Regions from separate parts of the Homo sapiens genome. Here all the other regions are linked to region 5. The links are chromatin loops, found by intact Hi-C in ENCODE. Cell type or tissue: heart right ventricle. All regions are shown on one strand. Region 1 overlaps PDE4D (phosphodiesterase 4D). Region 2 overlaps PDE4D (phosphodiesterase 4D). Region 3 overlaps PDE4D (phosphodiesterase 4D). Region 4 overlaps PDE4D (phosphodiesterase 4D). Region 5 has its middle 150 kb from the start of PDE4D-AS1. Region 6 overlaps PDE4D (phosphodiesterase 4D).

Region 1 (5,000 bases), 120 kb after region 5:
CCATGTAAAAATATTTAATACTTATACGTAAAAAGTAGTTGGGTTCTAGGCTCAGAGAATTATAAATGCATTTTGTTTTTTCACCTATGTGAATAGCTGCTGGGACTTTTTGGAAGTTGTGTGGGACACACAGCAAACCTCCCTGGTGAAAGGCTGTCCCATGTATCCCAGGACATCTAGCCTCCCTGGCCTCTGCCCACCAAGCACCAGGAGTACTCCCCAGTCACTGTCCCCTGAAATTTCCTGAATGTTCCCCAGTGTTAAGAATCACTGTTCTATTTTTTTCAACTGTCTTCAACTTTGACTCCTCATCCAGGGTGGAGGATCTTTGAGGCCAGAAAAGTATCTTATTATGTCCCTGTATTTCTCAAGGTAGTGTACTATTGCCACAAAAAGATTGTTGGCTGATGCAGATGCAAAACATCAATATTTTTATACTGATTATAGGTGACAGGAAAGGACAAGGGTTTTCACCCTCAGCAAAATCATCAAAAACATTTAAAACAGATTACATATAGTAGATAATACTCCTTGTCTTAAAACATTATGCAGAAACACACATACAGTTTCCCTTCCCTCTAAAATCTGCAGCCTCTTCTCCCTGCTGAATGTGAGTGATGGTCCCTTCATTCAACAGACTTCTATTTGGCAACTATTATGTGCCAGGCATTCTAATAGGTGCTGGATGTGAAAGGATTTAACTTATTCAAATAAGTCCCTAATTTGCTGCAATAAGGGAGATTATTTAATCATATTGAGTAAAAAGTACCAAGGAAAGTTTCCATATTTCTAGGGAATAAGAAATCTTTTCAAAAATCTCTGAGCCAAATTAAAATTCATTTCATTTTCCCTAATCTCCATTTCTAGGAGACTAGAATCTCCTTCCTATTGCCACGGTAGCTGCTATCTGCAGAGAGAATCTAGATAATTTAGAAGAGAAATTTGAATAGAGCCAGAGAGATACAATTCTTATAGTCAGACTTGGCTTCACCAAATTTAATGAAGAAACTTTAATAAGTTACAACATTTACTAGGCACCTACTATGCACAAAGAACTTTACATACCTCATTTCTAATCTTGGCAACATTCTGATAAGATAAATATTATCCCTATTTTAACATGAAAAGATGGACCTTCTTACATATTCAATAACTTGCTCCATAGGTGACAGGATTGAAATGCAAACCCAGTCCTTGCTCTTAATGGTGTATGACAGCTCATCATATAATTAGGCTGATGCAAACTCTATGATAAACAGTATGAATCTAGGAGTGGATTTGTTTATCCTCAATCTTTTTGCTAACTTTACAGTGCCTTGAATTAAAGAATCATGGTTACTATCACCATGGTCAGATCTCTGGACAGGGTGAGGAAGCAGGTGCCCACAGGCAGACAGCCCTGCCATATAGTGAGACACGCTTATGTTTGGGAGCGCTATGTGAACAACACACAGCTGCCCTCATATGCAGATGTAATGATGACGACACATTCAGACAAGGAACTGAGGTCCAGAAAAGTTCTGACAACACAACTTGAGGGACAGCGTTACAGCTAGAGCTCAGGTTTCTTATCTGTAATCCACTGCTCTCAAATGCCCAAATGATTTTATATACATATATGCAAGTGTGTTTGTTGAAATAGAAAAAATAGTTTCTTGGCCTGGTGAAGTGCCTCATGCCTGTAATCCCAACATTTTGGGAGGCCAATGCGGGAGGATTGCTTGAGGCCAGGAGGTCGAGACCAGCCTGGGCAACATAGAGAAACCACCGTCTCTACAAAAAATTTAAAAATTAGCCAGGTGTGGTGGCATGTGCTTGTAGTTCCAGATACTACTGAGGTGGGAGGTGGGAGGTGCTGAGGTGGGAGGATGGCTTGAGGCCAGGAGTTTAAGGCTGCAGTGAGCTATGATTGCACCACTGTACTCCAGCCTGGATGACAGAGCAAGACCTTGTCTCAAAAAAGAAAAAAAAAATTCCCATAATGTTCAGTTAGTTCTCTTTTTCAGACTTTTCCTAGAAATACCCCTCAGAATTTCTAGAGGCCACTTCCCTGCTATTCCTTGTTTTCTCAGTCCTTACCAGATACCCAAGCAATTAACAATCTTTTTGAACTATTTCAGTACATTTCAGGATATTTGAAATTCTGCTGATGGAGCTGAACTGCTGATACATTAACACATGCTGTCATTATTGACTTTGTAACAGAGGTCAAGAGAGAAAAGATGCATTTTTGAATAGGGAAAAACAAAACTAAATTATGGGGAAACTAAGGCTCAGAGAGGTCAAGTTGTCTTGCTCAAGGTCACAAAGCCAGTAGTAAGTAACAGGGCCAGGATTTGAACCCAGACTGTCTGGTTTCAGAGTACTCTAAATTGCCAAAAAAAGAAAACTATTTCAGGCATTATTTTATATTTAGCCTAGAGCCTACATAATAGATCCGTTAATATAATCAATTCTAAGCTGTATATTATATTACTGTGTTTGAAATATTTAAGAAATATTGTTTAAAATAAGTGTATTAGCTCTTGGACCTCTCCAACATAAGGAGTTTTCCAGGCAGTAGCACTGTTTGCAGTAGGACTTACATTATTGGAAAATATTTTATCCTATAATCAATCTACATTTATTTTACACCTTTCACCTTAAAATTAAAAGTCGTGGTAGTTATTAATCAAGAAGCAAATCTATATAACGTGGTCTCTCATATATCCAGTACTGTTCAGCTTGAACAAATGCAAATCTAATTTTTAAATGTCCCTTGAAGAATTCTGAGGCAAAGTTAAACTTCAAGTATTAAACAGAATAGCCACAGAAAACTAGTGTTTCTCAGCCTCCCTTTGCTTTCAAATGCCTTAAAAATATTTTAGAGGCAGACAATAATCTAGAATTGATTCATAACCAATATTTTACATAACAGAATGTTACATGTATTTTCATATTATAAAAACTATACTTTCTTTGATTAATGCTAGTATTCTGAAAACATCGTTAGTGCCAGTAAATCCACTAAATCTGTTTGTATTTACTGCCCTCTAGTGATAATGGCTCTACATTTGATTAAGAAAAAACTATTCCTTTCAGTAAATGAAAACATCTCTTGTAAGTTTTATGGAGATTTGAGATTAAGAGGAACTCCAGGCTGCTTTTTTAAAACCAAATAATCATCTGAACAAGCTGAGAATCGTTCTCTAAATGATCTTATTTTAATTTTTTTTTAACAAAAAAGTCTCATTTAAAATAGTAAACACCTGCAACATGTATGGAGAAAGGAAACCATTTTTGCTAAGAGGCTCCTTGAAGCTGAAATAACATGAGACTGATCTGATAGCTGTATTTATATTTCTCTTCTACATGGGCTAACTCTCTTATTAGATGTTAGCATAGTATTCTGTAATTGTTGATACAGTTTGAATTCATATATGGTAGAGACAGAGTTTTGTATAACTATTTAGTCAATTTACCTAAAACCAGCAGCAGCAGCATATCTACTACAGACTTTTGTTTCACTGAAGAATAATCATGACAATAAATGGGTGCAAAAACTTCACATAAATGAAGCCTCCACAAAAATAATCTTGTATGAAAAAGTATTGTCTCCTTATAGAGAAAATTAGGATCTCCAATTCACTTAAATTGGCCTAAATGAATACCATAATCATCATAAAATAGTTACTAATGTCCCCTCTGTACTTCGTGGTATGCTTTGTGGAAACAATTTAAACAAAGAGAATATCTGTCTCCTAAAGTAATAATAACTAGTGTAAATAGGCATGCTTCCAGAAATATATAATCTTTTACACATATCACTTTAATATGTGCATCTTAAAATAATTTTAAGTAATAAAATTTGAGCTATAAAAGAGAAATGATATTCTTTTCAACAAAGAATGCTTGAACAATTGAGCATCCACTCATAAAACAAGAAACTTCAACCTTTATCCTGCACCACACTAACATCTACTTGAAATGAATCATAGAACTAAATGTAAAATCTAAAACTAAAGAACTTCTAGAAGAAAACACAGTAGAAAGTAGTTGTGATCTTGCGTTAGGCAAAGATTTCTTAAACCACAAAAGCATGAAGCATAAAATAAAAAATGGTATACTGGACTTTACCAAATTTCTCTTTGAAAAAAACTGTTAAGAAAACAGAACAACAAGCCACAGACTTGAGAAGGGAATATGTACAAAATGCATATCAAATAAAGGACTTGTATCCAGAAATTATTTTTTAAAAAATCTTTACAACACAATAAGAGGACAATCCAGTGAAAAGATGGTCAAAAGATTTGAACAAACAAACACTTCATAAGAATCAAAAAGATCAATAAGCATGTGAAAAGATCCATGACCATCATTAGACATTAGGGAAACAAAAAGTAAAACCACAGTGAGATGCCACACTACATACTTACTAGAATGTATAAAATACAAAATACAAACAATACAAAATGCTGGCCTGGATGCAGAGCAAATTAAATTCTCATACATTGCTAGTGAGAATGCAAAATGGTATAGAAACTTTGGAAAAAGGTTTGACAGTTTCTTATAAAGTTAAAAAGTAGAGTGACCATATGACCCAGCAATCCTACTTCTAAGTATCTACCCATGAGAAATGAAAACATATGTCTATATAAAGACCTATATGAAAATGTTTATAGCAACTCTCTATAGCAGAAACCCAGAAACAGTTCAGATATCAGTCAACTGGTGAATGGGTAAACAAATTGTGTCCATAAAATGACATACTGGAAAAAAATGAAATACTAAAAAGCAATAAAATGAAACAAATTACCAATAGATGCAATAACACAAAATGTATTATAAGTGAAACTTATAATTCAACTCAAAACTCAAAAGTATTGTAAGTGAAAGAAGCCATTCACAAAAGGCTATATCTTTAATGTATTATTCATTCTGGCAAGGCAAAACCATAGGGACAATCAGCACTGGACGTGGGGTTTGGGGAATGACTATAAAAAGCAAGAGAAAACTTTTTG
Region 2 (5,000 bases), 100 kb after region 5:
TTTAAATCCCACCCTAAGCTGGAGCAAAGGGTCAATAAGAGAGAGAAATGGATATGAAGAAAGAAGCAGGACACAAGAAAGTGACTGAAAAAACTATATTCTAAGGTTAGTAGCCAGCAGGGGCTTTATTCATTTTTTTTAAGTTAGTACTCCATTCTCTATGCAGTCAGGTTCAGATGACTAAGATGATGTCTAAATTATTATTTTAATAAATTGCTTCAATTTGGCTATATCACATCTTTTTCTTAAATGCAAAAAAAATAACAAAATTGATGTTATTTGTGGTTTATCCACACTCCACCTTTCTGTATCTTTACTTGTCCCTTGGCAAAGGAGCAAATAAGGATAAAAGTATAAAAATAAGCAAAAGGTGGGGAATATTAAAAAAGACAAAATGTATGCATAAGCTACAGACTGGACATTAAGTTCCTAAATAAAATAAATGTAATAGAACTCAACCACCTTACCTGAAAAATGGTGTGCATGATAACAGTCAAGGGCCGGTTACCAGACAACTCTGCTATTCTGAAAACATGAAGACCCCATTTGTTCACATCTTCTAGTTCCTGGAGTGAAAAAAAAAAAAAGATACTAAAATATTAGAAAGTGGAGTAAAATATGACTCAATGAACACAATCATTTAAAAATTACAGACCTTAGGTGGCCGGGCATAGAGGCTCAAGCCTGTAATCCCAGAACTTTGGGAGGCTGAGGCGGGCAGATCACTTGAGGTCAGGAGTTTGAAACCAGCCTGCCCAACATGGTGAAACCCCATCTCCACTAAAAATAAAAAAAATTAGTCAGGTGTGGTGGTGTGTGCCTGTAATCCCAGCTACTTGGGAGGCTGAGGCAGGAGAATTGCTTGAACCCAGGAGGCAGAGGTTGTAGTGAGCCAAGATCGCGCCACTGCATTCTGCAATCCAACCTGGGTGACAGGGCGAGACTATGTCTCAAAACAAACAAAACAAAACAAAACAAAACAGACTTCAGTGTAAAGATTGTTAGATTGTTTTAAACAATGATTCATTTTAAATGTTAACAGACACACCATGTAAGCATAGGCAAACTTTAGGCACATTTACTTAAATGTACTGAAAATTGAACAGTATGGCTTAACCTTGTGACTTTGACATTACAACACATTTATGTACTTTTTAAGTATCAATCACAAAGCACTTCTTTAATGGATAAAATCTATTCACAAAACCTTAACTGTTTTCCTAAAACCCAGAAGACATGACAGATTTCTAACTCTTTAAGGCCAAACAATGAAATGAAGATGCAAATAATCACCCCCCAAACCCCTAAAACATACCAAACCACCTGTCTAAGGCACTTTAAAAGGAGCTTTATAAAATGCCTTCCCATCTTCAAAAAAAGAAAAAAAAAAAACCCCAATTAATAAACTTTTCTATCCATTTAAAAGACTAGAAGTGAAAATTCATGAAAGGGCATCATTTAATATTTATGATCCTGATCTTTGAAATCATCATACCTTGGCAAGGACATCTTCTTGTTCAGTTTTAACTCCAAACCTTGGGATACTTGAATTAGTCAGACTAGAGCTGTGCATCAATTTCTTGACTCCACTGATCTGAGACATTGGTCTTTTCTTTTTCTCCTTTTCCTTCTGAGTTGGAGAAGGAATTTCCACTTCATGTTGCTTATCTTGAGAAATTTAGAAAATGTTCTATATTTATTATTAATTCTATCTGTTTTATATCATATGCATAATTGGAAGGATTATAATTGATCATTATATATTCCAGGAAATGTTTCCAACTAAAAAGTTTCCTTTTAGAGAGTTCAGTATTTACATTTGAATTGGACTTAATTTGATGTCTTCAAACACAAAATTAAGCAAATAAGTTCCATTACAAAATAATAATATCAAATGTATTCCATGGTTACCTCTTTGATACAATGTCCTAATAAAAAATGCTGCAAGACTTAGCATGACAGCAGACTCAGAATACACAACAGGTGGTTATTTCCACTGTTCAATTCCATTCCTTTGTGAAACTGACTTAATGAACTGAATATTGTTCTTGCCAACTAAGGACTACAGTTTCAATACATACTTTGAAATGGTAGAAACTTTATACGCAAATGTCATGAAAACAGCAGTATATAAAACTAACAGCTAACTGAAATGGGTAACACTGTGGGAGCTGAAACAGCAGGTTTTGGATGACTTAGATTAATTCTGCTACTTTTTATTTCTGTATGATAGTGAGATAAGGGTTAAATCCCCAGGTTTTATGGGAGCATAGAGAATCATAAATATTACCTGATAAGTGAATACGTACATAAGCTAATTGTGTTCTATAGTAAAAGACCTAAGATATCTTCTTACTTTCATCCACGATTTCAAGGCAGTGATGAGCAACTCTAACTCATCCTTATATATAGAACATATTCTAAGTGTTTAATAAATGTTAACTATATATAACAGCAATTTTGTTTTGAAAGTAAGTCCAGGATACATTCAAATTACTGACCTTTATTTACTGCATTTTCTTTCTGTGGATGAGGTACAAGAGTTGTCCCAGGACACCAAACTCAGCTATTATTAGCAAACTTTTATTTAGCAATTGTATTTTATCTGCCCACCAGTTTACTAGGCTTGATGTACACAAGACGGTAAATTCATCGAGGGCAGGAATCATTTCTAATTTATCATTAAACACCTATTGCCCAACAATGGCTGGCATTTAATAAGAATTTGTTGAAGATATGAATAGATCTCTCTATAAAATATATTTTACAGTTTGGTACTATGAAAAAATGGCAATATATAATCTTAATTCAAGAATTCCTAAAGTCCTAAATAAAACTAAGAAAATGTACCTTGTCACCTGCAACTCTAAAACTCAGAGGCGGATAGTGTCGAATTATTAATATGACGAATGAAAACAAATAGAACTTCTAACACTTGTTTGGTTTCCAAAATGAGTTGGCACCCCAATCCTCCTACAAAAACAAACAAGCAAACAACTGAAGAAAAAAATTTAATTGCATGTTGTTATTCTCACCTAAGAATGTGTTTGATATAAACTCTGACACTTGATTTCCAGACCGACTCATTTCAGAGAGATGGGTGAGCTCCCGATTAAGCATCCTTTTAAACTGAAAAACAGAAAAGTAAAATGAAATAATAGAAGAGGAAAATTTAAGTGAAATATATATGCATACTCTGAGATACAGGAAGATATGCCCAAAGAATTTTTAAGTTGTCCTGACAATTTAGAACAGTGCCTTCCAGCAGAACTTTCTTCAATGAGGGGAAAACACCATAATCGGTGCTGCCAATTATAGCAGTCACTAGCCACAGGTGGTTACTAAGCATTTGAAATGTGGCTAGTGCAAATGAGAAACCAAATTTTGAATTTTATTTAATTTTAACTACTTTTAATTTAAATAATCACATGTGGCTCATGGCCACCAGACTGACCAGCACAAATTTAGACTCCCAAGGGCTGAAGGGAAAATCAGGAGAAATAAGCAAAGAAAAGGGAATTAAAAATTAAGATGTATTATTAGTTATTTAGAGAAGAGAGAAACTAATTTATAGCACATAAAAGTGTTGCCATACAATAAAACATGGAATGCTTTCTTCAATTAATTTATCATTAGCAGAAATGAATATATATACTGATCAAGGGCTCAAAATTTAGTCTTTTACTCCAAAGCAAAACTTAATAGACTTGAGTACTCTTCCAGGACTATGGAGAAGTAAAATATTTAAATAAATACTGTATAATGTTTCCTTTTAAAAGTTGTTTTTCAAGTAAGAGTATAACACTTATTGTTTCTCAACATCCACAAAATTTACCATTTTCCCAAGTCACTAAATAGGAAACAGGTCAATTTTCAACAATCTACTTCACAGTTTTTATTACTGATGCCATAGTGCCTATTTCATTGAAAGAAACACTGGAATTAACCTACCAACACCACATGGCATTACCAGTATCCAAATCTCCCAAAGATTTTACACTTCTCCCACCCCCATCAGCTGTTTCTTAAGCATTAAGCATTTCAGAGTCCTTTGACTCTGAAAACAACCCGACGAGGCCTTTTAATAAGCCTTTAATATTTGCCTTAATATACAGAAACAATGTATTTTTTCTACACATAGAGTAACTGCTATTAGATACTTGACAAAAAAAAGTCAGATGCATTTACTCTAATCATCAGATTAGCCTTTAAAATTTGAAATTTCACCATAAATTCTCATTTAAGTATGAAGGTAAGTGTTGAATGTATATTTTAGTGATGTTTGAAATATAATTCTTAGTATTTAATTATTTAGAATTATTTTGCTTCTCTGCATAATTCATACCAAGATGGCCTAACTCTATACCGTTTGCTAAATAACTTCCAAAGTCAATCTTATAGACCATCTAGATTAAGTTTTAACTCCGCATTTAACTGTTATCAAAACAAACAAAAAACCCTCAACCATTTCAATGGACTGTTGGATGAGAGAAATGTGTATTCGCATGCCAGCGTAGTCAAAAACAAAGAACTCGTCATTTACATTGGGTGTATCTCCTAATGCTTTCCCTCCCCCCTCCCCCCACCCCACAACAAGCCCCAATGTGTGATGTTCCCCTTCCTGTGCCCAAGTGTTCTCATTGTTCAATTCCCACATGTACCCTAGAACTTAAAGTATAATAAAAATAAAATAAATGCTGGGGAAAAAACAAACAAACAAACAAAAAAACAAAGAACTGGCATGACCAGTACAAATTCTGGTTGTTAAATTACTGGTCTAGAAAGCTTAGTCTCAAACTCAGGAACACTAAATTCACTTCTTTGTTCATATGTTTTTATAACTCCTTTCTAATTATAAAATGTACATGTGCTATAGAAAATGTAGAAAGCTATACCAAAAAAAAGAAAATAATGTAAATCCCCACTGCTGGAAGATAACCACAGATAATTTGTTAAATTTCCTTTTATGCCTTTTTTCTACCCTTGTATGTGAATACATA
Region 3 (5,000 bases), 280 kb after region 5:
TATATAATAAATATATATTATATATATAATATATATATATTATATATATAATAAATATATATTATATATATAATAAATATATATTATATATATAATAAATATATATTATATATATAATAAATATATAATATTATATATATTTATATAATATATGTATATAATATATAATACATATATAATAAATATGTATATAATATATAATAAATATATAATAAATATGTATATAATATATAATAAATATATATTTATACAATTTATAAGAAATATATATTTATATAAGAAATATATATAATTTTATAAAATATATAATATATAATATATTATATATTATATATTTTGTATATATTATATATAATATATATTTATATAAATATATATATTTAAAGAGGTTTCAGTCCAGGCTCTGTGGCTCATGCCTATAATCCCAGCACTTTGGGAGGCCAAGGTGGGCAGATTGCTTGAGCCTAGGAGTTCCAGATCAGCCTGGGCAACACGGCAAAACGCCGCCTCTACAAAAAATACAAAAAATAAAATAAAAAATTATGCACACGTGGTGGTGCATGCCTGTAGTCCCAGCTACTCAGGAGGCTGAGGTGGGAGGATTGCTGGAGACTGGGAGGCGGAGGTTGCAATGAGACAAGATCGTACCACTTCACTCCAGCCTGGGCAACAGAGTGAGGCCCTATTTCTAAAAATTAATTAATTAATTAAAATAAAAAATATAAAGGCTTCAATCATGGCATTTAGCTAGTACTTAACTATTTATAATTCCTTCTCCCTTACTTTGTAAATTTCTTGAACCAGTAGTCACATTTTACCTCCAGAGCGTATGCATGCCATATATAAGGTGCATGGAAAATACTGTTGACCAAGCAGATAATAATAATAATAATATTATAGCAATAATGATAAGTAACATTTGTTGAATACATTCTGAGTACCAAGTACTATGTTAAGCACTGAATTAGAATTTACTGATAAAGAATACCCCCAAAACTTGGAGAATTTAAGTACATTGACCAAAATTAGACAACTACTAAGAGGAAAGCTGGGTTTTTAACATATATGCTAGCTCATCACCTTTTTGCTAGGCTAAATGAACATGAGCCCCATTTAATTATTTCAATTAAAGTTATAACAAAGCATCCAAATCAGATATTCAGACAAGAGAGACACAATTAAATTATTTCCCCTCATAATTAGGACATAGCCCTTGTTTTCACTATTCTTAAAACAAGTCTAACTTCAATCAATTCCTGGTCAAAAAGCCACGGTGTCAGATCTGATCTTTTTATATATTAATAGGTATGGCTCTACTCATTAAATAAAAGCATAAAAGGCCAAAACAAATTCATTTGTAAGAAAGAGAACTGACTTTTACTGCTCTAAAAGATCATAAGTTTAACTAATAAATAGTAATACTCCATGCATTTATGCAAATCTTTCAGTTCAATGTTTTTACCGGAAGATTCTTTTTCAATGAGGATTTTTGTAAAAGTAAACTCCTTCAGCTTAAAAGATTTAGGAAATCCGACAGTCATTAGATGTATTAGATGCTTTATCAGTTTTTTATTAAAGCTATTAAACACAATGTATCATCAGCATTTTTCGATCACATTTCTTAAAAAGCTTAATGAACACATATTTCTGGCAATTATTAAAGTGTGGCCACAATCTTTATTCTATTAAAGGAAAAAAAGAACTACAGCATGAAGCTGCTGCCTGCTGGTGGTTGATGAGGAAGTAGGGCTTCTCTGGCAATGGCTGGGTCTCTTGTCTTCCCTATACACTGACACAACACATGTTTTACTTCAGTATCTCCTGAGGACTTACATATTTCTCTCATGTAGATCCCTTTTGCCTTCTTTATATGGTTCTTGCTCCCATCTATTAGATCTCTCTATATTTCTTTTTAAAAAACTATATATACTACTTGCTTTTATCACACACACACAGATTTAAAAGGCAGATCTAAGTAAGTAGCCAGCATCCTTATTGTCACCATGAAATAGTTGCTTAGTTTCTTTCATTCGATAAGCTCAAAGCATTAAGTGATTAGCCCAGATAACAAAAAAATAATTGTCCCAATTAAATATCATTATTGTTTTTCCCCCTTATTAATTCTTAGAAACTGCTTGTGCTTTAGAACAACAAACATATAAGATTAAATTTCTTCTCATTGTGTTTTGACAGACTAGCATTATTTGGATAGTTTACTTTTTAATTTTCTACGTGCCAATTGACTAAATTCTATTTAGAATGCACTTACTGTTTTTAATGAAGCCATGAATCTTCAGGGTAAAAAAATACAAAAAGGAATGAAGACTTAGACCAATTTACTTATTTATTTATTTTCTGGACTAAAACCACTTCTGTGCTGTTCTATGCTTGTCACTGCATCATGTGTCTCCCCCTACAGGTAAAGAGCAGGCAGCTGTACTAGTTTCACCGCTCCTGTAGAAGAATTTGTATTTTCCAAAGTCAAAATCCAGAAGTCTTTTGCTTTAGGGTGCTGGTCTCTATGCCTCTGGGGTATAAGCAGTAGATATAATCAAAATAGCTATAACTACAGAGATATGTCCAGTGAGAGGTTGGGATGAGAAATTTTCAAGCTCATATACAAATAATACAATGCCACATCTATTACTCAGGAGTTAGTATTAATACTTCATTTACTTTCTCTAAAGCATATACTTCCACGGTGGGTATAAAGGCCACCCGAATCTAATGGTTTATTTTACTTTATAAAGGTGTAAGAAGGACCATGGACTCGAAAAAGGAACCACATGTTTATTCCTGGCATTGTCACTAAGCAGCACCCTCTCTCACTAGGTCTCAGTTTTTTCATCTTTAAAATAAAGATATTTAAATACGTTTTCTTTAGAGTTGTGTCCTTGCATGAAAATCCTCTAATTGAGGATGATTAAATAAACATATTGGAAATATGGAAATTCAGAAGCATTGAAAATGGTATTGTGAAGATGTAACATTTAATGAGATGGCTGCAGAATGCTTGCCTTGAGCTAAGGTTGTTCGAAAATGAAATGCTTACAAGGAAGGACTGTGCTCCAAGCTACATGGCTGTACTTCAAAAATGGGATCACTGTCCCAGTGCAGGTATGGCTTGGGCATCTCTGACTCTTTGCCACCCTCTCATGTTCCAATGCACTCTTTACTTCTGGTGTGCACCACACATTAAGGACGTATGTAGGTGAGCCTTACTCTAAATGATAAAAGGATTACTAAAAATGTCATGCCATGACTGTGTGAAAACAAAATCATAAATGAAATGTACCAAAGAAGCTGACATACCAATATTCTCTGTTACCTCTATTCTACCAGTTTTTAAATTAGCTTTAGGAACAAAAAAATGTCAGGCATTGGGACAGGGTTATAGGAAGAAACACTTGGTGAGTTCCTCATCACATTCGGAACTCTATCCATTTTTCTTTCTTTTTTTTTTTTTTTTTTTTTTTTTTTTGAGACGGTGTCTCACTCTGTCACCCAGGCCGAAGAGCAGTGGCCTGATCTCGGCTCACTGCAACCTCCGCCCTCAGAGTTCAAGCGATTTCCTGTCTCAGCCTCCCGAGTAGCTGGGATTACAGGCACCTGCCACCACGCCTGGCTAATTTTTGTATTTTAATAGAGACGGGGTTTCACCATCTTGGCCAGGCTGGTCTTGAACTCCTGACCTGGTGATCCACCCGCCTTGGCCTCCCAAAGTGCTGGGATTACAGGCATGAGCCACCATGCCCGGCCTCCATTTTTTTTTTTTTTTTTTTTTTTTTACTTTAGGAGACAGGGTCTCATTACATTGCCCAGGCTGGTCTTGAATTCCTGAGCTCAAGCAGTCCTCCCACCTTGGTCTCCTGAGTAGCCGGGATTATAGGGGTGTGCCACCATGCCCAACTTGAACTCTATCCTTTTATATAACTTATCTCCTTGAATTCTTGCAACAGTCCTAAGTGTTAGGTACTCAAATCTCCAAAATGAGGAAATGAAGCAAAAAGGAGAGACTGGGTTCACATTCAGGCTCCAAATGCCACACATCATCTTTGTCATATCACACTAAAGAGCAAAAGAGCTATTTAAGTCTCTTTTATAAATGCAAACTTCAAAGCCTTACTTTTAAGGAATTGTTAGATCATTTTAGACCTGTATGTTTACCTACTATATATTGAAATAAAAACTGGCCAGTGACCTACCTTTAAAACCTAGCTTTAAAACCCTAATGCTATAAAATCAAACTCTCGGCCAGGTGTGGTGGCTCATGCCTGTAATCCCAGCATTTTGGGAGGCCAAGGTGGGTGGATCACCTGAGGTCAGGAGTTCAAGACCATCCTGGCTAACACAGTGAAACCCTGTCTCTACTAAAAACACAAAAAGTTAGCCGGGCGTGGTGGTGGGCATCTGTAATCCCAGCTACTTGGGAGGCTGAGGCAGGAGAATTGCTTGAACCCAGGAGGCGGAGGTTGCAGTGAGCCTCAGATCGCGCCACTGCACTCCAGCCTGGGCGATAAGAGCAAAACTCTATCTCAAGAAAAAAAAAAAAAAATCAAATTCTCCTGGCTTTAATACATGTCAAATGCAATAACCTTGAAAAGAGGAAGAGGGTATTGTAAATTCTATGTGACAACTCCTTAGAAAGCATGGTATGTGATATGTAGACTGCTGAAGTTCTTAACTCTTCTTTTTTAAAAATTAGAGTTGGTTTACAGAAAAGTGATAGAGAATTAATATTTCTCCTTCAAACAACTATGACTCAAAAGTGAGTTCTTAGACTTAGAAATTCATCCTGAACAACAGTGTATCATCTCTATCACAAAGCTACCAGCGTCTGTGAATTGTGATGAGAATAAAGGAGACAGTGCTGGGAGCAGGAGGAGACCCCATTTTGATGGGCACAAAGCAAGCGCATCCATTTTGGCCAATTTAAGGACCCACAAGTTTTCCTCTCATGATCTTGCAAGCTTGCCTTTCTCTCACTGTTCCCTTTCCTT
Region 4 (5,000 bases), 280 kb after region 5:
GAGTATCATAAAAAGAAATTCAGTGAGAAATAAATTAATAAAATAAATAGTGCATTGAAACCAATCCTACTAGCATTTATTTCCCCTATCTAAGAGCACCCTAATTTCTTTCAGGAATATACTTTGTATCCCTATTAGATAATCTTAATAATAGTTAACCAGCAATGATCAAGTGCTTACTGTGAGCCATGCATTTTGCTTCATTTTTCATAAATATCTTTTTTTTTCCTAAGACAGAGTCTTCCTCTGTTATCCAGGCTGGAGTGCAGTGGCACGATCTCAGCTTACTGCAACCTCTGCCTCCCAGGTTCAAGTGATTCTCCTACCTCAGCCTCCCAAGGAGCTGGGATTACAGGTGTGCAACACCATGTCTGGCTAATTTTTTTGTGTTTTTAGTAGAGACAGGGTTTCACCATGTTGGCCAGGCTGGTCTCAAACTCCTGACCTCAGGTGATCTGCCCGCCTCAGCCTCCCAAAATGCTGGAATTACAGGCGTGAGCAACCATGCCCAGCCTTTCATAAATATCTCCTCAAATAATTTTCATGAACTCCCTATGAGATAAATATTATTATTGTGCTTACTTCAAAAGTGAGGAATTTCAGGCTCTGGAAGGTTAAATGAATTGTTTGAGCACAAGCATCTGTAAGTCGTAGTGCTAGAATATGAACCCACAAAATCTGGTCCCATCATTCAGCTCTTACTACCACATTTTATAACATAGTTTGGTAGAACTGAAGCCACCTGCCTGTTCTCTTTTAGCCAAGGCCCAGGACGCAAACAAGACAAATTAGATCCCTTCACTGCTGTTTGACTCTTGAAATAATGACAAAGAAACTAAGAACAGTTGTGGGGATCTCACTCGACTACTCCTGCCATGAGACTTTCCCCTTGATTTGTAGCCTTCTAGCACTGTAAAGATGCACTGATTCCTTCAAACCTCGTCCTCCAGCACCCCCACCACCACCTGTCGCCCCACTAATTCTCAGGGAATTCAGAATTCTTCCTATATTCTTCCACTAAGAATTTTGCATTAATGAGCAGAGTTGGTTTTTTTGTATTGCAAGCAAAGGATCATTGCTGAGACACCATTTTCTAAGGGGAGGTGATAAGCCAGCCAAGGGGAGAATTGTATGGAATCCCCAAAGAACAAGATGCAGACAACACTGTTTAGTGTGCCACAATAATTTAATAGACTCACTGAGAAATAATAGCATGACAAAAGGCCAGGTTAATTTCCTCTGCTGCCCTTTCTGTGGAAATGATGAAGGTTCTTGGGCTCCTCTCTGATCCACTGGTCTTAGATACATTGGCCTTCTCCTTTATTTCCAGTACCCTCAACAGTTTCCAGTAAAGAGAAACAGCAAGGGAGGGTCTGTAGAAAGACAGACTGTCTTGAGGTTGGCTGAGGGGTAAAAGAAATTTCCCAGAAATTGCTCCTTTTCCTTCACAAACTGCCTAGAATTCAGATTTTGTCTCCTTCAAAGTTGCATCTGGGAAAATGTGTTTATATGCTTATTCCACACATTGCCATCATTGTAATGATTTTAGGGCTCCCTGTCTTGGAATTGCCTTAAAAGTCCATGTGATACTTCTTAAAAAACTCTTTAAAATCCCTTGAGAATGGTTTCATTTCTGGAGTTAGCCCCATCTAAGCTAATTTGACATTCTGTCTGGTGAATAGGGTTGGTAATCATATTGGAAATAATATTTTTGGTCATAAGTGAAGTGTTACTATAAACCAGTGAGATTGCTTATTGCTTTTTGGTATGTGTGTGTCTTATATGGTCTGTAAATGGTCTCTAAAGCCACTTCCAAAATGCTTTCAGCAATGGCATCAGGGCTCAAATAATTGCACAGTTTCCAGAGATGGCTGTTTTGAGGATCAACAGTAATTGAATAATATAATAATATTTATTGGTAGTTTATAATACTTTTCAACATATTAAGCACTTTCCACATGCTTTTAAATAAGACCTGACATTTACTATGTCCCAGACACCGTGCTAATTTTTTTACACAGATTATCTCATGTAATTCCTCAAAATTAGGAAGGTATAATTATTACCCACCACATTTTAACAGAAAAGATCTAACACATCGGCGTGACTTTTCTAAGGTCACACGTAAAGTGGGTGAGCAGGACAGCCAGCCACGAAACCCCAATTTTCTGACCCCTGAGTCTTGTTCCTCCTCCTTCACATAGATTTTGACTTGTATGTCAAAACACAAAAACAAAACCTACCAATGTTTGAGATTTTTTTCTATGGGAGGATAAAACCTAGGTCTGTCTCTGTAGAAGCAATATTAGTCAAATAACAGTCAGTCCACTGTCAGTGACTTCAGAGGTATCTTACTTGTCATTCAACTCTGAGGTCTCGGTTTCACGACCAGTTCTTTTCTATTTTCCTTTTGGCTATTTTGAAACATGTCTTCTTTTACCAATCTCAGCCCTCCACTTTCTCATGCTGTGAAGTATTCCCTAAATTTCTGAATTATTTTCCCAAACCATTTTCAGTCTCTAAGCTAACACTGTAGGCAGCTTCTTAGCTCTTTAGAAAAACAATCTCACCTGCATCTGCTCCATTCTTCCTCTCTCCCTTCCTTTCTCTCTTCTTTATTTTACTTATTCATTTATCCATTCACTTATAAGCCCTCTGTTTTCTATTAACTTAATGCTTTTTGTCATTCAACAGAACACATTTTAGCTTTTTAAGTTCCACAAACCTCTAGAGTAATGGTCCTGAAGCTTACTGGAGGTATTTTATTCATCCTTGGGTCCTTGGAGCCTAAGCATAGCCTTTCACATACTAGGGACTAAATGAGTAAAAGCAAAGCCAGGAAGAGGCAGAAATCAAGTTCTCTATGTGGACAGTTCTGTGTTCAATATGCAAACATCAGAAACATATCCAGAAAAGAATGTCATAAACACCCATCTGTTTTGTGTGGCATATAGAATACAGTCAATTAGAAATACTTCCACAGGACCAACAGTGCTGAAAAGGAACCACAAAAAAACAAAACAAAACAAAACAAAAATACAGAAGGAAGACGGCACACTAGAAAGCACTGGATATTTAAGCATCAGAAATATCTCAAGGAAGTGCATTCAGGACATGGTGAGCTAGGAAACTTTTGCCTAGCAATGGTAGCTAAGAGATGATAATGGCATGAAGAGACTTCACCCAAAGAGAAGATTAATATTCCCAGTAGTTGGGGCCTGCCCTTTCAGGCCTTCGTGGTAAGTGGTCCCAGAAGCAAGGTGAGTGCTAACGCTGAAGCACTGCGTTACCCTGGTTCCTCCGAAACACCCCATCTGCCTGACTTCTCACACACACCTGGGCCTTTCCTTGTCAATGCTCTGCCCCTGGGCACTCTGGTGACAACGGGCACTTCAGAAGAGTCAGGAAGAGAAGTGTGGGAATTGAAGAATCCTATACCCCCTGGCAGGAATCCTTTCCTTAGCTTATATAACTATAGAGAGTTTTTAGGGTTTCCCAAAGAGTTTCTGTGCATCCACAGATCTTATCCCTCCTCTTGTCCTACCCTCCACTCATATACATTCAGGAATAGATGGTATAGATTTGTTTTCTGTTCTCAAAAGAAAAAAGAAAAAGAAAGAGAGAGAGAGAGGGAGGGAAGGAGAGAGAAAAAAAAGAAGAGAGATGTCCCTAGGGAATAACTTTTGAGGACCAGCACATCCAGCAGCTTGTGTATGTGTGTACATGCCAGTACATTTTAGGAGAGGACTTGACATTCTCCCTCTGAGTCAATCCGTACTTTGTAATTTTCTACCTATGTATCTTAATCAAATTATTCAACTTGTCTAGCCCAGTTTTGCATCTATGAAGCAGGAATAGCAACGGTGTCTACCTCTTTGGATATCATAAGGTTTAAAAAGATTACTCATCTAGAGTGTTTGGTACATTTCAAATGTCAGTAAATGTTAACTTTTATTAATATTAGTATTAATAATATATCCAACTGATTTTTAAAGCATTTTTTGAGAGAGGCTTTTTGATATAACAAAAGAAACGACGCTGTGAGTGCACTCCCTATTTATTTAGAGTTAAATAATTCAGTGTAACATCCAACTAGTAAAATTTGGGAAATGAGCCTCAAAGGAATTTTCAACATTTTGCCCCACCACAGTCACTGTATTTCTGAGTATGCCTAGAATATTTTTTAAGGCTGAAATGGGTGGGAAGCACTTTGTGGAGAAAGGGAGTGACTGAAGAATGCAGTTTGTGTGGTTCTTTTATTTTTTTTTTTTCTTTTATTAGTTTAAGGAGACTTGGTACTGTGTCCAAGAAGACAAAAAGAATGCAATTACTAAACATTTCCCAAATTCCCTCCCTCCCACATCCACAAAGGTAGATGTGATACTTGATTTTCTTCTCAGAGACGAGCAAGCTGCTCTACTTAAAATCTTGTATGTATTTTGAGAGATAACAGATGATGACCCTGACGCTGATGCCCAGGATGACGAAGTCAGCACAGATAATAATATCACCTTGTATCTTCTTTCACTAATCGTGGAGCACTTTGCACATATGATCGTGCTTATCCTGGGCTGCACTGTTTGTTAGATGAGGGTGTGGGTGTCACTATATATACTTTCCAGAAAGACAGGTATTTTCCAACAAGCTATCATCAACTCAATGACAACACTGTACACAGGCAGCCCTCTCACCTGCTTTCTTCAGTATTCCATTATTCTCCCAAATTTGGCCAATCAAGCCCATTCACCTGGGAGTATTTGTTAATAATTTAGATCCTGAGCCTTATCCTAGACATTCAGTTCTGGAAAGTCTGGGAATCAGTCATTTTGTGGTTGTTCTCAGGAAGCCCTTGGGGATTCCTTTGATCAGAGACAGGTTTGGGAAGTATTGCTCTTTTTAAACTCAGGGCAGCGGGGAAGGGATGCTGGCAGGAGTGGACTTTGGTGACACTGAGATCTTTTATTCATGTGGTAGCTTTTCTTACTCTGAGACAGAGTTTT
Region 5 (5,000 bases):
AAGAAAGAAAGAAAGAAAGGAAGGAAGGAAGGAAGGAAGGAAGGAAGGAAGGAAGGAAGGAAGGAAGGAAGAAAGGAAGGAAGAAAGAAAGAGAAAAGCACATACATACAGCAAAGAGGAATTGATTGTGTTTGCTTCTTGCCTCAGGGATAGTTTGTTGCCATTGATTTCAGGTCATCTGGAATATACAATTTTGCCAGTCCTTTAACCACAGTTTTAGTAAATAGGATAATTAATTGAGCAGATTTTAAAAACAAAGTTCTATGAGAGATCTCTCCATGGTAGCCCCCAAATCCAGTGCTCTGTCTTCTCTCAATGCTACAATGACTCTCCACTGTGCTCAAATGTATGCCATTTGTGCATCCACTTCTGGCCTCTAACAGGAGGTGAATAATTTTGCTGAGAGACTGGAGAGTTGTAGAGAATTAGAGATAATTTCTCTGCTCCTGTGCTCTGTGTACACAAACACAAGCTGGACACAGGCCCGTGGGAATAAACCCCGGGTGCAGGCAGTATTTCCTGAAACCTAAGACACTGCATGCTGGACTCACTAAACCTTAAGGATGGAGGCAGTGTGGTTAAACACCTCCAGTTTTCAGATAAATAGACAGGTCTGTGATCTTCTGGAAGCAGAGCAGAAGATGGAAGCTTGGACTCTGGCACTGAGTTGCCTGGATTGGAATCTGACCTCTTTAATTCCTGGCTGCTCTGCAACCTTAGGTATAGTGCCTAACCATTCTGTGCTCAGCTTCTCTATCTGTGAGATACAGATAATTATAGGCTGGATGCAGCGGCTCATGCCTGTAATCCCAGCACTTTGGGAGACCGAGGCCGGCAGATCACCTGAGGTCAGGAGTTTGAGACCAGCTTGCCCGACATGGTGAAACCCCACCTGTACTAAAAATACAAAAATTAACCAGGCTTAGTGGCGTGTGCCTATAAGCCCAGTTACTCGGGAGGCTGAGGCAGGAGAATCGCTTGAACCCGTGAGGCAGAGGTTGCAGTGAGCCAAGATCCTACCACTGCACTCCAACCTGCGTGACAGCGAGACTCCCTCTCAAAAAAAAAAAAAAAAAAAAAGAGAGAGAGATAATTGTAGCATTTGCCTCATAGGGTTAGTTGACCAAGCAAGTTGATACATTTACAGCACCTGGGTGAGCCCCGTGCTGAGCCTGTGGTTGCTCCTTGATAAATAGACCATGGATGAATGAATGAATAATTCAACAGGGACTGGTGTACCCACTTCGCAGATCAAGAAATGAGGCTAGAGAAGTTATGGGGTGCACCCAAGGCTACAAAACTAGTGAGAGGTGACATGAGGCCCCAAAAGCAGCTCCTGGCCCCCTGCCACCACATCACATGGTCACCCCATTGCTGATGACCCCGGTAAAGCTCAGCAAGCCAAGGTGCGGTCACCTCGGTCCTGTCCTGCCTCCGACACTCAGCGAATGACCTGTCCTCAAACCTGGCAAACAGTAGGCTCTATGTGCAAAGCACCAGCTTTAACCCAGCACCTCCTCCCACTCCAGTGGGGCAATTCACTGTCGAATCTTCTCGGCGACGCAGGTAGGAAACCCCCGGCATCTGCTCATTAGGGCTCCTTCTCATTTTTTAAACGGAATTGTCATACTGGCTACCTCTGTGCTCGCACAGACTACCACAGCGCTGCCACCAAGTGTGAGGAGCCCAAGATCTTTGTTCTCTCTTTGTTCTGAAGGTGACTATTTCTTCAGGGCACGCCTTCCATCCCTCTCCTCTGCCCACCCCTACTTGCTATTCTGATGGAGTTCTCTGTCTCAGATGAGAAGAGGGGACTCCGACTGTGCGGTCCCCGCTTCCCTTCTCTCCCTTTGTCCTCCTCCCTCCATCAGACATCACGATACTCTTCTTTGCCTGCTTTCCTCTGCCTGTTCTTCTTATTTTATGCCCTCTGTGCTCTTAAGGGGGAAGAAAGGGGGGCTTCCAGTGATAAGCCCTCAGCTCCCTGTTCCCAAATGCATCCTAATCAAAATGGGACAGTTGTGACACCACATCCTAGGACTATTAAAATGTCCTCTTTGTTGTTTCACCCCACAGCGGACAGATTAAGGACACAGGCATCTGTTGGGAAGCATAATTGTCACTGCTCAGTTCCATTATCCCAAGGAGCAGCCTCCTCTGACGTTATCGCAAGTGACCTTGAGCTGCCCAAGAAAAATGCTGTGTCTGTTCTAACGTTCTTGGCGACCAGAATTCCCCCAGAGGAGCAATTGCGTCAAGGATGAATAAGATCAAGAGCAGCAAAAATCACATCATTCATCCGGTACAGAGGGAGGATTTCAGGCTGGATTTTATGTGGTTAGGTTGCAAGTTTTTTTGTTTTTTGAAGATGTTTTATTGCTTGGGAAGGTGAAGTGTAGCCTTAAAGTATTCTCATTCTGTGATGACACCCTGGCCCCAGGGGAGAGCTCTGGCAAATGCTCAGGGGACCCTCCCTCCTAGCCTTTGTTTTTTTAGTGATGACTGTGGATGTGGAGAATGCAGGAGGCACAATCTTCTTGGCAATGTGTTTCTGCTGTCGTCACACTGTGCACTTTAAGTACAGATTTCTATTTCACTTTTCCTCTGCACCCGCCCATCTCACTCTTGCATCTGGTGCCCCCCGCCCCTCCCCCGTGTTGCTGGCTTCTTTTCCACCCCTGTGTGTTCTTTGAGCCACTTGAATTTCACTCTGTCCTTTGACCTTTGCCGCGCCATGAGCTTGCCTTTCTCACCTCCCTGAGTTACCCTCAGCCTAAAGGCCAGACCGATGATACTGTGGCCTGAGGAAGCTCACAGATGGCACCCCCGAGGAACAATGGGATAAATGCTGCACGTGGCAGAAATCACCGCCAGATGGCACTCTACTAAATTCCCTGCACATCTCGGCTCTGATGAGAAATTACCAACTGTTTATTATATAAAAAAAAAAAAAACAGATCACTGAAAAGCATCATGAGAAGTAACTCAGCCCAGTGACCTCCAAATGTTTTTCATTTCTGATCCATATCAGTAAAACTTTTTGACCATGCACATCCACATGTACTTATTTGTAAATATAGATGTACTACTCTCAGTCTGTATTAAATATTAGCAAAACATAAAATATGTTTACATAAAAATCAAAGTTCCATATATATAGATATTCTAATACTTTCTTCCTGTACTACAAAGAATAGTTTTATACACATCCAAGGGTATATAAAATTGATCTACCTCATATTTCTCTTCTTCAAAAGGACCTTTATTTTTCAATAAAACAAGTTTTGTTTTGTTTTGTTTTTCATTTTTTTGAGATGGAGTCTTGCTCTGTTGCCCAGGCTGGAGTACACTGGTGCGATCTTGGCTCACTGCAACCTCTGCCTCCTGGGTTCAAGCAATTCTCCTGCCTCAGCCTCCCAAGTAGCTGGTACTATAGGTGTGCACCACCACACCCAGCTAATTTTTTGTATTTTTAGCAGAGACAGGGTTTTGCCATATTGGCCAGGCTGGTCTCAAACTCCTGGTCTCAAGTGATCTGCCCACCTTGGCCTCTCAAAGTGCTGGGATTACAGGCGTGGGCCACCATGCCTGGCCCAAAACAAGTATGTTTTTTAGCATGTACTGTGTACTCAGCACTGTAGAAGGGACAAAAAATGACTCAAATTGATTAAAATATTCTCAATCTACCAAGTTCACATACTATAGCTGTTGAGGCAAGACGTTATAACAGATGTCAAAGATTCAGAGTATAAAACAATATGCATTGTTCTCACTTCTAAGTGGGAGCTGAACCAATGTGAACACATAGACACAGGGAGGGTAACAACACACACTGGGGCCTATCAGAGGGGCGGGGGGCGGGGGGAGAGCATCAGAAAAAATAGCTAATGCACGCGGGGCTTAAGACCTAGGTGATGGGTTGATAGGTGCAGCAATACACCATGGCACACATTTACTTACGTAACAAACCTGCACATCCTGCACATGTACCCTGGAACTTAAAAAAAAATCTTAAAAAAATGAAAAAAATAAAAAGTAAGAGACAGGGAAAAAAATGTGTGTATCAGCCAGGAACTTAGTTGTGAACAATATAATCCACTCTTATTATTTTAAGGAAAAAGGAATTTATTAGGTGGCTTATAGAATTTCTTGCAGGACCAGTAAGCTAGGGTTAGATAATGTGCTGTAGCCGGAAGAAATAATCAACCACCCAAGGGATATTCTGGTGGAAATCACTGATGCAGTTGCCCATCACTCTGCACCAGTGACACCAGGGACCAGAGAGTGCAAACTCTGCTAAAGATACCGAGGGGAGGCATGCTTTGGCTACCCCACTTGCAAAGAAAGTTGAGCTCCCTGAACAGATGCAGCCACATGCTACCATGAAGGAAGAAGAGACCAATGCAAAGCCGGGGCTTCCTCCTTCACTGTAGCATGTGGCTACATCTGCTCAGCAGAACCTAGGCTGTATCCAGAAGCAGGCATCAGGGGAATCTCTCTAACTCTCCTATCTCTGCTGTGGAAAAAGGAAAAAGAGACTGGAAGGGATGTTGAAGGAGTCTGTGCATAGAATCTGTTACAATAGTTTCCATTTGAGGAGAAAGGCCGATGCATACTTTAAGCTCTCACATGGAAAATTCTGGGAGGCTAGTTCAGGACCTGTCATAGCTACATGGCTGGGCTCTTGGATTTCAGCCTGAGTCAGCTATGGGTTCCTGCTACAACAGGTAAGCTCTGAAGTGCTTCCTACCTGAGGCAATTTTTTGTTTCCCCATTGCATATCTGACTTTCACCCACTGCTGCATTTTAACTTCCAAATTCTCCTTGGTCTCTGTTCCTATTTATCTGCCTGAATTTTAAGCTCAGTTTTATATTCACCCCCATTTCTTCCTGATCCCTACCTCTTCCCTGCAAACAGATAGTTGCTTCGCTGCTTCATCTAACATTTGGCTTTTATCCAGTCCCTTGTCTTGCTCACTATCTTCCCTAGACATTGGCTG
Region 6 (5,000 bases), 260 kb after region 5:
AAGAGAGAAACAAAGCAAAGAAAATAATAAAATGGAGGAAGTAGGAAAGAGAGATGTTCAGACAGTGGAAGGATGGAAAAGAAATGTATTTCTGCTAATAATTTTAACCTTAGTTTTTCCACATTATAATCAAGATTTCTATGCCTACTATATTGTTTCTACCTGCTTTAATAACAGCTGGAAAAACATGTTGAGTATGAACATACCTTTTTTAAAGGTATTTTTGTATTAAACCAGCCTGTAATAGTTTGCAAAACAGATGTTCACATTTCCTTGAGTTGAAATTATTCCCTAGAAATGAGTAAGACGAAGGATACATGAAGCTAAACCGGTCATCCAAAAAACGGTTTGTTTATTTGCCCTACCTCTTTACTGTATTGACTAGGTCGTTTGATGGGATTAACTAAATTGACCGGTTATTTTGAAATGTGTTAACCCAACTGTAGGCTTTAGGGAAAATAAAGCCCCTAGTGTTCTTGGTGGTGTTTCTTTCCAAGTTTCTCTCCACAACACAAACCACTTCCTTTTACTTGAAGTCATTTTGCTTTTCTCATTAGTCTCACAGTCCAGGGGCTGGTGTTGAGTGCTGAGGCAGCTCTCAGTTCAAGACCATAAAACAACACAACAAAATTAGCCCAAAACATAAAAGGAAAGCACTGTGGAGTTGTTCTTCTCCTCTCAAGAAAAGGAAAGTGGAAGTTAGGGCAGATAAAGTATGAGAAAGAGATCAGAGATCTATTCTTGCATAGGGGTGGGGAGGTAGAATGAATGAAACCACAGCCCAAGTCAGAGGGAAAGAAAATGGAAGGAGCAAAAACAACAAAAATCCCCCACCACCTCTCTCGACATTCATCACAACAACTCTCTGTGCACCTGGCATGGTGCTGCACAGTTGTCAGATCCCAGGCATGACTCCCTAGTGTTTCCATGAGGCTGAATAAATAGTGTTCTCACAGACTCTCCAGTAGCAGCGGGTGAAAGGCCAACCTTCATTGACCACTATAAGGCTTTTCTTAAATGCTACTCGGACACACCAAAAGAAATGTTGTCCTTTTCACAAAAACATGTCCTTGTTCAGGACCATGTAAGTTATTTAAAATAATGGTCAATGAAACAAATATAGCAATGGTATCGCTTCTCACATTTTCCTCATTCTGCTCAGAGGGCTGACAGAGTGGAGAAGATCATCCATCATCCACTTCTTTCAAGTTACTCCCTTCTGCCAAAGGGATTAAGAGACACATTTTCATCCCACTTTCTCAAATAGGAGAAAAAGTTTTCCATGCTGGTTTCTACTGTTCCATGTTTTGCTCTTATATTGCACCCAAGAATCATTTCAAGATGTTCTGAGAAGAGATGTAAAAGAGTCAGCTGATCTTCCCTACTTCAGGTCTATTGAACACAGGTAAGTTGGCATGACAGTGCCCCAGAACCACACACTAGTACTATGTGTGGTTATAACAAAAGAATTGCTATACTGGTGGGCAGGGTTTTTTTTTTTGTTGTTGTTGTTTTTTTTTAATAAAGAGGCATAGACCATAATTTTTAGAGCAATTTCATTAGGTTATGCTAGAGGTAGGTTTGGGAGAAGAGCCTGACTCGGCCTGAGGAAGGGGACTGGGCTTGAATTTTAGGTGTCCTCTAAAATGAGATAAAGTGAACCAGGCAATTATGAGAGAGAAGCGAGTTTTAGATGGTGAGAAGAGTACAAGTAAATGAAGACAGTTGTGAAACATGGTGCACGTGGGTGGAAAAAGTTTGCTGCTGAAAGAGTCAGCCAGGGGCTGGGCTGGAGAGGAGGTACAATACATATCTGGATAGGGGCTTTGGGTACCACACGAAAGAGATCTGATTTTATCATGGATGATGGGAAGGCTTGAAAAGGTTTTAAGAAGAGTGACATTTGCAGATTAATTTTTCAACTACATAAATTTGCTGGCATCATGGAAGGCCAGAGCTAAGAAGAGGTGCAACAGAGATCGACCATTTAAGAAAGTAGTTCTCTAATTTTAAAAATTATAGTAAGAAATACATTTTCATGGCAAAATGTCTGTGTGTGTTTGCATGTCTGTGGGTGTATCAATAATTTTATAAAACCATATTTATCTTTGATATTATAGATGTGGTTTTATACTCTTATTTTTTACGCAATTCTGTATCATATTTTTAAAATAAAATGCTAAATGCAACTGACAGTTTCAAAAACACTATTTCAGGTACTAGTACTATAATTCAGGGGAGAGTTGGTGAGTGCTTGAACTAGGGAAATATTAGCAGGTTAGAGAAGAGAGCATGGATTTGATCAATAGTTATAAAATAAAATAAAAATTGTATTCATTTGGGGCCGAGCATGGTGGCTCACACCTGTAACCTCAGCACTTTGGAGGCCAAGGCAGGAGGATCACTTGAGGCCAAGAATTCGAGACCAGCCTGGCCAACATAGTGAAACGCTGTCTCTACTAAAAATACAAAAATTAGCTGGGTGTGATGGTGTACACCTGTAATACCAGCTACTTGGGAGGCTGAGGCACAAGAATTGCTTGAACCCAGGAGGTGGAGGTTACAGTGAGCTTAAATCTTGCCACTGCACTCCATCCTGGGCAACAGAGTGAGACAACTCTGTTTCAAAAATATATATAGACAGACAGATAGATTTGGTAGAAGGATTCATGATTTATAAGTTTCGATCTTGGCTAAAAGTGTTTCACTAACTGAGATAGGAAGAACAGATTTGCAAAGAAATATGTGAGTCCAGCTCTGGACATATTGGATTTGAAGAGTTGGATATCAATGGACATTGGGCTTTTGTGTGAATAAATTTGGAAATTGGGGAAGTGCCTACTCTGAGTAGAGACAGAGTTTTGGGACCCACTTTCATAAGATGGAAAATACAACTATGAGGTACATGAAAACATCTACAGAGTACACAGAGTGAGAAAACCAATTAATCAAAAAGAACATTCTAGAATACTCACATTTAAGAGGTAAAGTGGGGAGGAAGAGAGACCATGAAGAATAGTGAAAAGAAGTATTCAGAGCAGCAAGAAGAGTGTGGAAACATCTGGAACAAAATGGCTCCCAACAAAAACATGTTGAATAAATATTTACTCAGTAAATGAACAAAGAAAGAGTTTAAGAAGAAGAAGCCTCTAAGAACTAAGAAGACAATTAGGAGTTCATTGGCAACCAAGGGAGGGCAGCTGGAACAGAGGTGTTGTGAGAAAGTCGTACTACAGTGGACTGCAGACTGAATAGGGATGAGGAGGTAGAGCAACTTGACTGAAAAGAGAAGATCAAGAACTAGCTAAAGGATCAATAAAGAGTTGGCTGAACTTTGCTGTGGTTTGCTGTGTATTGTTTTTAAGATTGTGAGAGACATGAATGGGGAAAGAGCCAGAATAAAAGTAAAGATTGAAGATGTGAGAGATAGAAAGGAAAACAGACGAAGCAAGGACTTGTGGGAGCTGGGAGGAGAGAGGATCAAGGGCCCAGATGCAGGGGTTGACTTAGAGCAGGAGGGAGAAGGGAAACGTCATCCGCTGAGACCAGAAGGGAGGAAGGGATTATGGATGTCAGTAAGAGACCTATGGATAACATCTATGGCAAGAGGATGTAGGAGCTGAGGAAGTTCATGCCTTGACACAGACTTTCTTCAAAAAGCAACAAGTTATTTGCTGAAAGGAGATGAAGAGCTGCTGGTTTGGGAGGCTTAAGAGAGAGGACAGGTTTGGAATTAGCATGAAGAGGACTGAGAGAGGGGCACAGCAGGAACTAACTGTCAAGTGCTCTGAGAGTCCGATGAGGTGACAGGTCTTGACTTTGTTGGAATTCCAGCTTGAAGTGATGTGGGATTATTTTTCCCAGGAATTCAGGTAAGGAAGTGGAAAAGGCAGACTGTAAAACTGACAGAGCTGGATTTTCCCAAAGTGAGTAAGGAGGACAGGATGGCAAGAGATTCGAGAGAGACTGGGCAGGCCAGAGGGAGAGGTTAGGAGAAGACTCATTTGCTTAAAGGAGATTGAAATCCCTGAACTAGAGACTTGCCAGAAAAAAAAAAAATATATATATATGTGTGTGTGTGTGTGTGTGTGTGTGTGTGTGTGTGTGTGTGTGTCTTATTCTCTTTTGTGGCAGACACTAAATTTGAGCCAAGGAGATGTAAGTAGAAGCATTATGTGGGATTTCTCAGAAGCCTTTTCTAAAAGGAGTGGGTGTACTATTCCTTCTTTTTTCCTCCTTCTTGCTGCTGGCCACTTAGTTGTGATGGCTAGGGCTCTTGTAGTCATCTCAGACCATGAAGACAAAGCCTATAATCTAGAAATGTTAAAAAAATTATCTGAAAGAAGCTCTGGGCCCTTGGTGATTTTAGAGCAGCCACAGCAGCCCTGGACTGCTCACTCTGAATTTCTGGAAAAAGAAATCAACTTCTGTCTTGATTGAAGCACAATTTTAAAAAATTGAAATAAAAATATTTTATATATTTATGGTATACAACATGTTTTGGTATATACAGCGAAATTTTCAGGACTCATTTACTAACCATATTCTAGCTAAAAGAGAATATATACACAGCAACTAGAGAACGAATAGAGATTTCTTGGAACAGAATGCTATCTTTCTACCATGTAATGCCTAAGCAGGGCACATACTTTATAGTAAGCAAAAAGCTTTGATCTTTGCAGGAGATTATAGACTGCTTTTGATTTGGGTAGAGAAGAAACAAAAGTCAAATCTTGGATTTCTTCATTAATTAAAAAAAAAAAAAGGCAAAATAAAGCCACATGTATGTTGTTTTTTCCCGTAAGGTCAAGCAAAGACTTCTTTATACTTTTTGTGAGAAAATGTATTGAAAATTAATGACATTAATACCCAGGATGGTACATTTCCATTGCTTCACAATTTTTTTTTCTTTCTGAAGGGTTAGAATTTCCACCAGTCAGCATAAAATGGTTAAAACTGAAGCCTAGTAAATCACTTGTATTGCATTGTTTTCAAAGTGA

The links. Hi-C counts contacts between places; a loop is a spot of excess contacts. Peaks named below come from ENCODE experiments on the same cell type or tissue, not always from the same donor. Only the 100,000 strongest peaks of a DNase experiment are listed, where the experiment ranks them.
Region 1: it touches region 5 in a loop (9-fold over the local background); 91 of 110 quality-filtered maps call a loop at or near these places.
Region 2: it touches region 5 in a loop (2.6-fold over the local background); 91 of 110 quality-filtered maps call a loop at or near these places.
Region 3: a loop joins it to region 5, with 11 times the contacts of the local background. A loop is called at or near these places in 95 of 110 quality-filtered maps.
Region 4: it touches region 5 in a loop (6-fold over the local background); 93 of 110 quality-filtered maps call a loop at or near these places.
Region 6: a loop joins it to region 5, with 4 times the contacts of the local background. A loop is called at or near these places in 7 of 110 quality-filtered maps.

What each region holds. Positions count from the first base shown.
Region 1 is chr5:59,004,626-59,009,625 of GRCh38, forward strand. All of the region lies in intron 6 of PDE4D (phosphodiesterase 4D), which reads right to left. Among named protein-coding and RNA genes, the nearest start is that of PDE4D-AS1, 33 kb to the right of the region's middle. In heart right ventricle, a CTCF peak has its summit at 3,044 (motif pointing left); no DNase peak of the experiment used is centred here.
Region 2 is chr5:58,990,337-58,995,336 of GRCh38, forward strand. PDE4D (phosphodiesterase 4D) reads right to left here. Exons shown (of 15, transcript NM_001104631.2): 7 at 3,036-3,129; 8 at 1,496-1,668; 9 at 468-566. Among named protein-coding and RNA genes, the nearest start is that of PDE4D-AS1, 47 kb to the right of the region's middle. In heart right ventricle, no CTCF peak of the experiment used is centred here; no DNase peak of the experiment used is centred here.
Region 3 is chr5:59,172,019-59,177,018 of GRCh38, forward strand. All of the region lies in intron 5 of PDE4D (phosphodiesterase 4D), which reads right to left. Among named protein-coding and RNA genes, the nearest start is that of PDE4D-AS1, 130 kb to the left of the region's middle. In heart right ventricle, CTCF peaks have their summits at 1,687, 2,416 (motif pointing left) and 2,624; no DNase peak of the experiment used is centred here.
Region 4 is chr5:59,165,062-59,170,061 of GRCh38, forward strand. All of the region lies in intron 5 of PDE4D (phosphodiesterase 4D), which reads right to left. Among named protein-coding and RNA genes, the nearest start is that of PDE4D-AS1, 130 kb to the left of the region's middle. In heart right ventricle, no CTCF peak of the experiment used is centred here; no DNase peak of the experiment used is centred here.
Region 5 is chr5:58,889,044-58,894,043 of GRCh38, forward strand. No RefSeq gene overlaps it. Among named protein-coding and RNA genes, the nearest start is that of PDE4D-AS1, 150 kb to the right of the region's middle. RefSeq lists an enhancer at 1,626-2,825. In heart right ventricle, a CTCF peak has its summit at 2,867 (motif pointing right); DNase peaks (open chromatin) are centred at 2,248, 2,608 and 2,838; H3K27ac peaks cover 1,516 bases.
Region 6 is chr5:59,152,263-59,157,262 of GRCh38, forward strand. All of the region lies in intron 5 of PDE4D (phosphodiesterase 4D), which reads right to left. Among named protein-coding and RNA genes, the nearest start is that of PDE4D-AS1, 110 kb to the left of the region's middle. In heart right ventricle, no CTCF peak of the experiment used is centred here; no DNase peak of the experiment used is centred here; H3K27ac peaks cover 368 bases.